2 separate regions of the Homo sapiens genome follow, and region 2 is linked to region 1. Evidence: read pairs that join two places in POLR2A ChIA-PET (ENCODE). Cell type or tissue: Caco-2. All regions are shown on one strand. Links, peaks and the distances in the headings refer to the core of each region. The heading gives the core; the rest is flanking DNA.

Region 1 (4,760 bases), core at 773-3,272:
AGGTCATTTCACCATTCTAGCCTGTGAAGTTCATTCCATGGCATTAACCATGAGAGGCAGAATATGAAAACTCTTAACCATAGCGCCCCTCGAGTTTACAGCTTATGAGGGGCTTCCACATCTAGCGATGCGGCGTGGCACAGTGGTTAAGGACACAGGTTCCGTAGTCATATTGTCCTGTGGTTCAGATCCCAACTCTACTGCTTACTAGCTACGGGACCTTAAGCGTTTTGTTTGGGCTCCCTGGACCAATGAAATAATAATGTAAGGTTCCAAAAATAGCACCTGACGCATAGTAAGCTCTCAGCAAGTTTTAGCTCTTCATCTTAATGGTGGAAGGCAGGTCAGGCATTATTACCCCATCCCACAGACCAAGACACTGAAGCCCACGGATCACACAGCACATCAGGGGCAGAGCCAGGATGGGGCTGTCTTTGCACTGGGAGGAAGGATGGGGGCAGCAAGAGGGGTTATGGGTGCAGAGCTGGGCAGGGGCAAAAGAAATTGAGGAAAGAGGAGTTTGGGGAATGCCGGTGGCCTCTCAAATTGTTAGGGACCAACCCTTTCCCTCCCCCATCTCAGCTGACAGCTTTATAGAAACTTGAGTCTGGGGTCTTTAGCAATCTTGGGCTGGGCTGGACAGCGAAGGGTTATGGAGTCTGGGGAAGAGTAGAGAGGACTGGCAGGCTCTCACCTTCCTGCCGAGGACTACCAGCAGTCTCTTCTGGCACTCCTGAGCGCGGCCACCAGAGGGAGTGCCTCCCTTTCCTGAGACAGCCAGAGTTACGGTATCCGAGTTGTGAATAAGAGAGACGGGGAAGCGTTGGGCGGGGTGGGGGGGGAATGTCCCAAGGGGAGGTGAAGCAGTGGGAAATGGCAAAGGATGATAATCACTGCATCTGCAGTTGAAGACAGCTCCTTGGCTTGGCCAGTCTGAGAGGTGGTTATAGGATGCTGGGTGTTACACAGGACACTGAAGAGGTTGGGGAGCATATCTGGATAGGGAGGCTGTGTGTGTGTGTGTGTGTGTGTGTGTGTGTGTGTGTGTGTGTGTGTGCGCGCGCGCGCATGTCTGGGTCTCTGGATACAATTTCTCTTACTCCTCTCCCTACCTCCTGCAGAGTTTTTTGATGCAGAAGGAAGTGAGGTAGATTTGAACTTTGGGGGGCTCCAGGGCCGAGGGGTCAAGAAGCAGGACCCCCAAGTCGAACGGGATCTCTACCTGTCCCTGGAGGACTTATTCTTTGGCTGCACCAAAAAAATTAAGATCTCCAGAAGGGTGAGTACTCAGCTTGCTCCTCCCGGGAGCCACCTATCTCCTGCAGCCTAGCAGCTGCCTCCTCCCTTACCTGGGTGGGAGGACTCAGGGATGGTCTCTGATGGAATTATGGAACCTTAGATTCAGAGACCTAGGATGTTAGAATTCCGGAATCTGAAATTCGGAAGGGACAGTTGAAGACATTAGCCCGGTTCTTTCCTAGTGCAGGAGTGCCCTCTGCAGCCTTCCCAACTGGGACAGGCTCTTTCCCTTCCTTTCTTTCAGTTCAGCCCCATCCCCGTGGGAACTGGAAAGGCTCTGAATGGGAGGAGTCTCTTCTGAATTCTTCCTTCTGGGCTTTACCAGACCATATTCCCAGGATTTCATCAGGGTGCATGCCTCGTGCATAAGAAAGAACAGTGGGCATGGAGGGTGGGCTGGGAGATAGTCCCCAAGGTGACGGGTTGAGGAAGACCCTCAGTGCCTCATGTCTAGTCCTTGGCTTGGCCCTGTCCCATGGCCCAGCCCTGTGCCAGGCATAAGAGCAAGCCCCCTCCACCTTTGCCCAGCAGAGGAGATGCCGATGCGGCCATGCTTTCCACAGATGGAACCCATCTGGACATGCGACTGGGGAGTGGAAGGATCCCCAGTGGGGAATGCACTGGGGGAGGCTTAGATATGTTGACTTTCATTTCTCTCTTTGGGATTAAGAGACTTGCTGGAGGCTCAGGGCCGGGCCTCTGGGATTTGGAGAGAGGAATGGAGTACATTTTCACCATGTATCTGTTAGTGGCCAGGGCTGGAGCTGTGTGTTTGATCAACTAATGGTGACTGCTTGGCATCTCAGCCCCCAGCCCCAGTCTCATGGCATCCTCTGCCATACTGGAATCATAAGTTCTTGGTTGTCATGGCAACAGGATGGGAGTGGGAGTGGCTCAGGGCAGGCTCTCCCCATTGCTGGAGGCTCTTCCCATTGCTAGAGGATTGAGCCCAAGTACAAATCCCATAGAGCATCTTTCACGTGTGCAAAGGTCACCTGAGTGTTCATGAAAATCTGAGCAAATCTCGACTGTACTCATGGAAGTCCTAAGCAGACCTCCCCACACCTGATATGTTGCTATAGGTGCTGAACGAGGATGGGTACTCCTCCACCATCAAGGACAAGATCCTGACCATTGATGTGAAGCCCGGTTGGAGGCAGGGCACACGCATCACCTTTGAGAAGGAAGGGGACCAGGTGAGGGGGGAAGAAGCTGACTCAGGTCAGTCACTGAGCTCAGGCGGTGGGAAGACTGAGGAGGAAAGGAAGGGAAAGGAGGCAATACTTTTTCCTGCCCCTGTGAGCCTTGGTCTGTAGAGAGCCCAGTCTGCAGAGTGGGTGAGATGGGATCCCTAATGTTCCTTCCAAGGAACAGAGCCTTAGCCTTACAGTGCTTCTGTGAACAGGCAGCCCAGGGACTGTCCCCATTTTACAGAGTGGGAAATGGGGGCCCAGAGAAGAAAGGGACTTGCCCAGGGCAAGAACATGGGAGCTGAAAGGAGATCCCAGTCTGAACTCCAGTGTTTTCCTGATTTTCTTCAGTGCTTCTCAGAATAAAGCCCAATTACAGGAGCTACTCAGAAACCATTTAATCATAATAATTTTATTTATTTATGTATTTATTTATTTATTTATTTTTATTTTGAGATGGAGTCTCACTGTCGCCCAGGCTGGAGTGAGGTGGCATGATTTCAGCTCATTGCAGCCTCCACCTCCTGGATTCAAGCAATTATCCTGCCCCAGCCTCCTGAGTAGCTGGGACTACAGGCATGTGCCACCACGCCCAGCTAATTTTTTTTTTTTTTTTTTTTTTTTTGAGACAGAGTCTCGCTCTGTTACCCAGGCTGGAAGGCAGTGGTGCGATCTCAGCTCACTGCAAACTCCGCCTCCCGGGTTCAAGTTATTCTGCTGCCTCAGCTTCCCCAGTAGCTGGGATTGCAGGCATGCACCACCACACCCGACTAATTTTTGTATTTTTAGTAGAGACGGGGTTTCACCATGTTGGCCAGGCTGGTCTTGAACTCCTGACCTCAGGTGATCCACCTGTCTCGGCCTCCCAAAGTGCTGGGATTACAGGCGTGAGCCACTGCGCCCAGCCACCCAGCTAATTTTTGTATTTTTATAGAGATAGGGTTTCTCCGTGTTGGCCAGACTGGCCTCGAAATCCTGACCTCAGGTGATACGCCTGCCTCGGCCTCCCAAAGTGCCTGGGATTAAAGGTGTGAGCCACCGTGCCTGGCCTATTAATAATAATTTTAAATTAAATACTATTTAAATAAAAACATAAATTTATTGTCCAAGGCGTGCTGAATCCTTAAGTCCTGAGAAGAGGCATTCAGAGCCAGGGAAGACACATTCCTTTGCCTGCACTTTTTGCCCCCTTTCTCACCTATGAAACATCTACCTCCGGTCTGGCCTGGTGGCTCACACTTATAGCCTCAGCACTTTGGGAGGCCAAGGCAGGAGAATCACTTGAGCTCAGAAGTTTGAGACCAGTCTGGGCAACATAGCGAGACCTTGTCTCTACTAAAAATAAAAAATTTAGCTGGGCATGGTAGTGTGTGCCTGTGGTCCCAGATACTCAGGAGACTGAGGCAGGAGGATCTTTTGAGCCGAGGAGGTCAAGGCTGCAGTGAAGTATGATCATGCCACTGCACTTCAGCCTGGGCAACAGAGCGAGATCCTGTCTAAAAACAAAACAAACAGACAAAATACAAATAAAACATCTACTTCGAATAAACACGCTTCAAAACCCAGCTCCAGTGTTCCCCGCTCTGGGCAGCCTCCTCTGAGCCCCAGCCTCTGGGCCTCCCTTTATCATGTCTTGAGCGTGCTGAGGATTCACTGTCAGTGTTAGGGGCCAGTCTGATTCCTCTGTCCCCAGCGCCCAGAAGAGACCTCAGCAGAGTTTTGGTGACTTAATGAAGTTTGGGACAGGGGTGTCATGCCTGGAGTTACTAGCAAGACAGAGACATACGGGCAGTTGCCTGACGCCCAGCTTAGTGTTCCACCTGCCTGCCGTCTGAGGAAGCCTCTCCGCCCCTCCAGCTGAGTGTGTCTATTTTGGGCATGCTCAGTACAGAAGTAATTCTGGGGGGATTCATTTGGGTAAGCTTCTCGGGCTTCTAATCCATCTGGGCTATGGGGGCCAAACTGAAAAGGCCCTTCCAGAAAACCTGCTCTCATCTCCCCATTGTACAGATGAAGACATGGAGACAAGTAGAGGCAGGAACTTGGCCAAGGTCACACGGCCAACTAGTCCTTGTCACCTTTTGGCGTCCCCTGCCCAGGGCCCCAACATCATCCCAGCAGACATCATTTTCATCGTAAAGGAGAAGCTACACCCTCGCTTCCGCAGGGAGAATGACAACCTCTTCTTCGTGAACCCCATCCCTCTTGGCAAGGTGAGTGGGCAAAGTGCAGGAGCAGCGGGGAGGAGATCAGAGTGAGCCCTGCCTGCCC
Region 2 (4,760 bases), core at 829-3,328, 250 kb before region 1:
ACGCCTGGCACTTTGGGAGGCTGAGGCGGGTGGATCACGAGGTCAGGAGTTCAAGATCAGCCTGGCCAACATGGTGAAACCCCGTCTCTACTAAAAATACAAAAATTTGCAGGACATGGTGGCAGGCGCCTGTAATCCCAGCTACTCAGGAGGCTGAGGCAGAAGAATCGCTTGAACCCAGGTGGTGGAGGTTGTAATGAGCTGAGATCACACCACTGCATTCCAGCCTGGGCGACGGAATGAGACTCCATCCCAAAAAAAGAAAAGTACCTACAAAGTCTCTAGAGTGAGGATAAATAAAATAGTGAAAATTTCCTTCATAGCAGTTCATGTCCAAAACATATTTTTATAAAGAAAAGATGCAATCACTTTGAATTTACTTTTAAATTAAGAAAGACTTTTTTGCAACTGTACTACCAATTCTTTTTTTTTTGAGACGGAGTCTCACTCTGTTGCCCAGGCTGGAGTGCAATGGCACAATTTCAGCTCACTGCAACCTCCGCTCCCCTGGTTCAAGCAGTTCTCCTGCCTCAGCCTCCCGAGTAGCTGGGATTACAGGTGCATGCCACAGCGCCCAGCTAATTTTGTATTTTTAGTAGAGACGGGATTTCACCATCTTGGCCAGGCTGGTCTTGAACTCCTGACCTCGTGTTCCACCGTCCTTGGCCTCCCAAAGTGCTGGGATTACAGTTGTGAGCCACCGCACCCGGCCTGTACTACCAATTCTAACTGAGGTGCCATGTGCAGAAATGGGCTTCATATCTCCACAAGTCTTTTAACACTGGCTTTCTTTGCAACACTTGAATTAATATCACAAGTTCATTACCCGAATTTCAATATCCATCTCATGAATAAACAAATAAATAGTAAAAGCTCTTACTATTAAGTAGTATGGTCAAAACTATTTAAAGCAGAAAGAATATGCAGTAAATCGCTTAAGAATGCTGAAAGCAAATATTCAAGCCATGGGTCCTACAGTGAATGTTAATATATTTTGCATCCTGTGACTTGAATATCGCTTTGCTCATTTGACTAAGGTATCACAATCAAGCTATTCAGTGCAACTACACAGTCTGGCTCAGCCACACAATTAAAAACCAACAACCAAAAAACAAAAATCCACACCACTGAATTATAATGAATGTTTTATAAGAAGACTACTAAGAAAAGAGTGTGCATTTAATCATTATGAACAATTTTTAAAGATAAGGTTTTTCCAAAATGGCTTGCTCTTTAACAAAACACTTTTCATACTTATGAGATCTAAAAAAAGCAAAATATTTACTGGCTTCATGTCTAAACAAACTTGCACAAGAGTTATTTACACATGGGCTTAAACAAAATAAAATTCATTTCCCTTAAGGACTGGCTGTTTAATATTTACATTTATATTTGAGGTTCCCATGCTAAAGAAAAGCAGGGGAGGACGTAAACTTAAGGATTAAGCATGTCTCCTTTCAAAACAATTTCTCAGTGAACAAAAATAAAAGGCTGCATCACAGAAATCAAACATTACACACATATAAAATAACTCCATACCTCTTGTCAGCAAGATCTGTTTTATTTCCTACTAGCATGATGATAACATCACTTCCTCTTTCTGTTCTGACATCATCAATCCACTTTGTAGTTTGCTGGAATGAGTTAACATCTAGTATAGGAGGGTAGACAGAGAGATTAGTGTTGCTGAAAAATGCCTCCCCAGGTGGTGGGCACCTCCCTCCAAAAAAGCCCTGGAAGTTGGAAGGGGGCTGGCACATTAGTACCCCACTTTTAATGTGCCTGCAACATAACTCCATTTTATCTGATTACAACTGTCAGCAATTTAAACAAATTACAAGAATAAAATCTTCAAGGTTCCTTTTAGAGTAGTTTAAAAATTTTTTGAACATGATCAAATGAGTACAATGTAGTATTTAATTGAAAAAAAAACAACTTTTTGAAATATAAGGACAGCTATGGCAGATAATATGGTGTCACATTGCCACAATGCTTTTTTGATCACTTACACATACCAAACATGACAAAGAAAGCATTTTCCAAAGTATGTCAGCCAGTAAGTCCCAACACATCCAGAAAATCTGTAAAGCCTTTCAATAGCTTTCAACACCACTGTTTGCACTGCTTCCTCAGTTTGTGATCACTTTAACCTAAAGTTTATTTGTTTAATGCATCAGAAACACTTGTAACAAAATTTATCTTTTCTAGTGTTGGATTCTAAGTAGAGTACTTCAACACTTCTTACAGCAGCTAAAGAAAACAACGTACTAATATTTGAATCACATTTGTGGATTTAAAAAAAAATACACCAGGTTTCACTTGCTGTGGTTAAAGTAAGCACAAACATTTTAAAGCTACAAAACGTGTCAATGCACAATATGAACATACCTCTTTTTTTTAAACAAACAGCAACCCAAAGTAAAGGTGCAAAGGAAGAAAGACTGCATATAGCACCTATCTCAAAAAAAGTCCTTGAATGCAATCTTCTAATTTTGCCAGCACAATTATTCGTTATTAGATAACAATTCCTAATTGAGGAGATATGCAAGAATGCATAGTAACAGTATTACTAGTCCAAATGAATAGTTCCTTTGTCTATTTAAGATTTTTTTTAGCCCAAGATACTACATCTGTGTAGTGTGGTACACATTTTTTAAAAATTTAAAAAGAAAGCCCCAGATACTGGGCTGGGCACAATGGTTCATGCCTGTAACCCTAGCACTTTAGTTTTTGTTGTTGTTGTTGTAGTTGAGACAGAGTTTTGTTCTTGTTGCCCAGGCTGGAGTGCAATGGCACGGTCTTGGCTCACTGCAACCTCCGCCTCCCAGGTTCAAGAGGTTTTCCTGCCTCAGTCTCTCAAGTAGCTGGGATTACAGGCATGCACCACCACACCTGGCTAATTTTGCATTTTTAGTAGAGATGGAGTTTCATCACGTTGGTCAGGCTGGTCTCAAACTCCTGACCTCAGGTGATCCGCCTGCCTTGGCCACCCAAAATATGGGGATTTCCGGCGTGAGCCACTGTGCCCGGCCTAAACCTAGCACTTTAGAAGGCTGAGGCAGGAGGATCACTTGAACCCAGGAGTTCAAGACCCTGGTTTTCCTATAAGTTATGAACCACTACATGTAATAATGTTTAATATTGCCTAATATATGTCATAAACCAATTTACAAAGGCAATTTCAATCAGAAAGCATTTTCTTGTCAGTCACCAATGCTTCATGGAAAATTTACAATCACTTAAAAGGCCACAGGCATTATTCAATCTTTAGAAAAAAGAAAAAGACTACTAGTTGTTTCACCTCCTATTTAAAATTTTTTTCTTGGAGAGAAATGAAAGTGTAATTTGTTAGCAACAAAGTAAATAAATCAGTCACAGAACCAAAATATGATTCAAATAAAAAAGATTAATAGAAAACTGTACATTATGTTTTCTCTGTCTTCCTCTACAGAGAGAGAATGGCTGGAAGGGGAAAGCAGAGAAAAGCTGGCTAGCAGAAGCTTGTAATAGCCTCAATAGAAAGCTTGGAGGATTTGGAAAACCTGGCAAGAGACTTAAATGCAGATCATTTTATTTTAGAGAAATCTGAGATCAAGGAAACATTCCTCCAACTATAATTATGGTATGGTTTACGAATAACAGGATACTAAGAAACCCTTGAAGAGGATTCATAGTTGGACCCAAAAGAAAATTTCTGGGGCAAAAAACCTGGCACAGTTACATATAAAGCATATTGGTATAAACACCAAAGCAAATATTTCTGACCTGGCTGGTATGTAATTTACTATGATAAAACTTATTTTTACATGCCAGTAAGGAAAACAAGCACAAGACAAGAACATGCATGCAGCTAAGCTAAAGGTTGAAAGAAGATTAGAAATGCATAATTCCCTCCACTCACTTGTGATATCATAAACAACAACTGCCACAGTGGAGTCACGAATGTAGCTAGGAATCAAGCTCCTGAACCGCTCTTGACCTGCTGTGTCCCATAATTGCAATCGTACCTAACAACAAAATCAGTCAAACAAGCAAGAAAAATAAGAAAGGTCAACCCGTTGCAATATACCTACTTGTGATATCGTAAACTACTACAGCTGCAGCAGAATCACGGATGTAACTGGGAATGAGGCTACGGAAACGTTCCTGACCCGCAGTATCCCACAGCTGAAGCCTGATCTGTGAGATGGGAAAAAATAAATAAAAAAAAAAAAACCAAACTAATACTAAAAAGAAAAAAGAAACAATGTTTTTTGTAAAAGGGAGAGGGTGGGAAGGAAGTAGAAAGAAGACTCATGCAAGAGGTTGCAGGGAGTGAGGAATGAAAATAACACAAAACTCCTTTTTCAAAAGGGAGAAATATTAAAAATTTGCATACTCCAAACATAAATGACTGGAAAATGCCACTGGGAAAAATTTCACAGAATCAGAAATATGGCTTCCCTTTTTCCCTACCTAAAACCTGTTTGAATCCCTATGCCTTTCAAGTGGCAAAAAGTAGACTGTTGATGGTTAAATAGAGAAAAAAACAAAACAAAACAAAAAAACCTAAGGTAAATGTCAATGAGCAGCCTAAGCTATCAGAGTAAAGGAATTAATGCTTCTTTGAAAGCTTCTCTCAAGCTAAAATGTGTCTCTTTCCTATTGGGTCTAGAATACTTTCAAACCTGTTTTTTAACTACCGTGCTTGTATTTCTCCCATACATTTTCCCCAGAACATGCGAGTGTGTGCGCGCACGCATGCACGCGTGTGTGTGTAT

The links. Peaks named below come from ENCODE experiments on the same cell type or tissue, not always from the same donor. Only the 100,000 strongest peaks of a DNase experiment are listed, where the experiment ranks them.
Region 2: POLR2A ChIA-PET joins it to region 1 with 12 read pairs; 4 of 35 experiments call an interaction of 5 or more read pairs at or near these places.

The regions. Positions count from the first base shown.
Region 1 is chr11:73,963,757-73,968,516 of GRCh38, forward strand. DNAJB13 (DnaJ heat shock protein family (Hsp40) member B13) reads left to right here. Exons shown (of 8, transcript NM_153614.4): 4 at 1,122-1,279; 5 at 2,382-2,495; 6 at 4,589-4,702. Among named protein-coding and RNA genes, the nearest start is that of DNAJB13, 15 kb to the left of the region's middle. RefSeq lists silencers at 793-902, 923-1,012. In Caco-2, for the core only: no CTCF peak of the experiment used is centred there; DNase peaks (open chromatin) are centred at 1,685 and 2,145; H3K27me3 peaks cover 295 bases.
Region 2 is chr11:73,714,712-73,719,471 of GRCh38, forward strand. RAB6A (RAB6A, member RAS oncogene family) reads right to left here. Exons shown (of 8, transcript NM_198896.2): 4 at 3,902-4,007; 5 at 1,540-1,651. Among named protein-coding and RNA genes, the nearest start is that of RAB6A, 44 kb to the right of the region's middle. In Caco-2, for the core only: no CTCF peak of the experiment used is centred there; no DNase peak of the experiment used is centred there.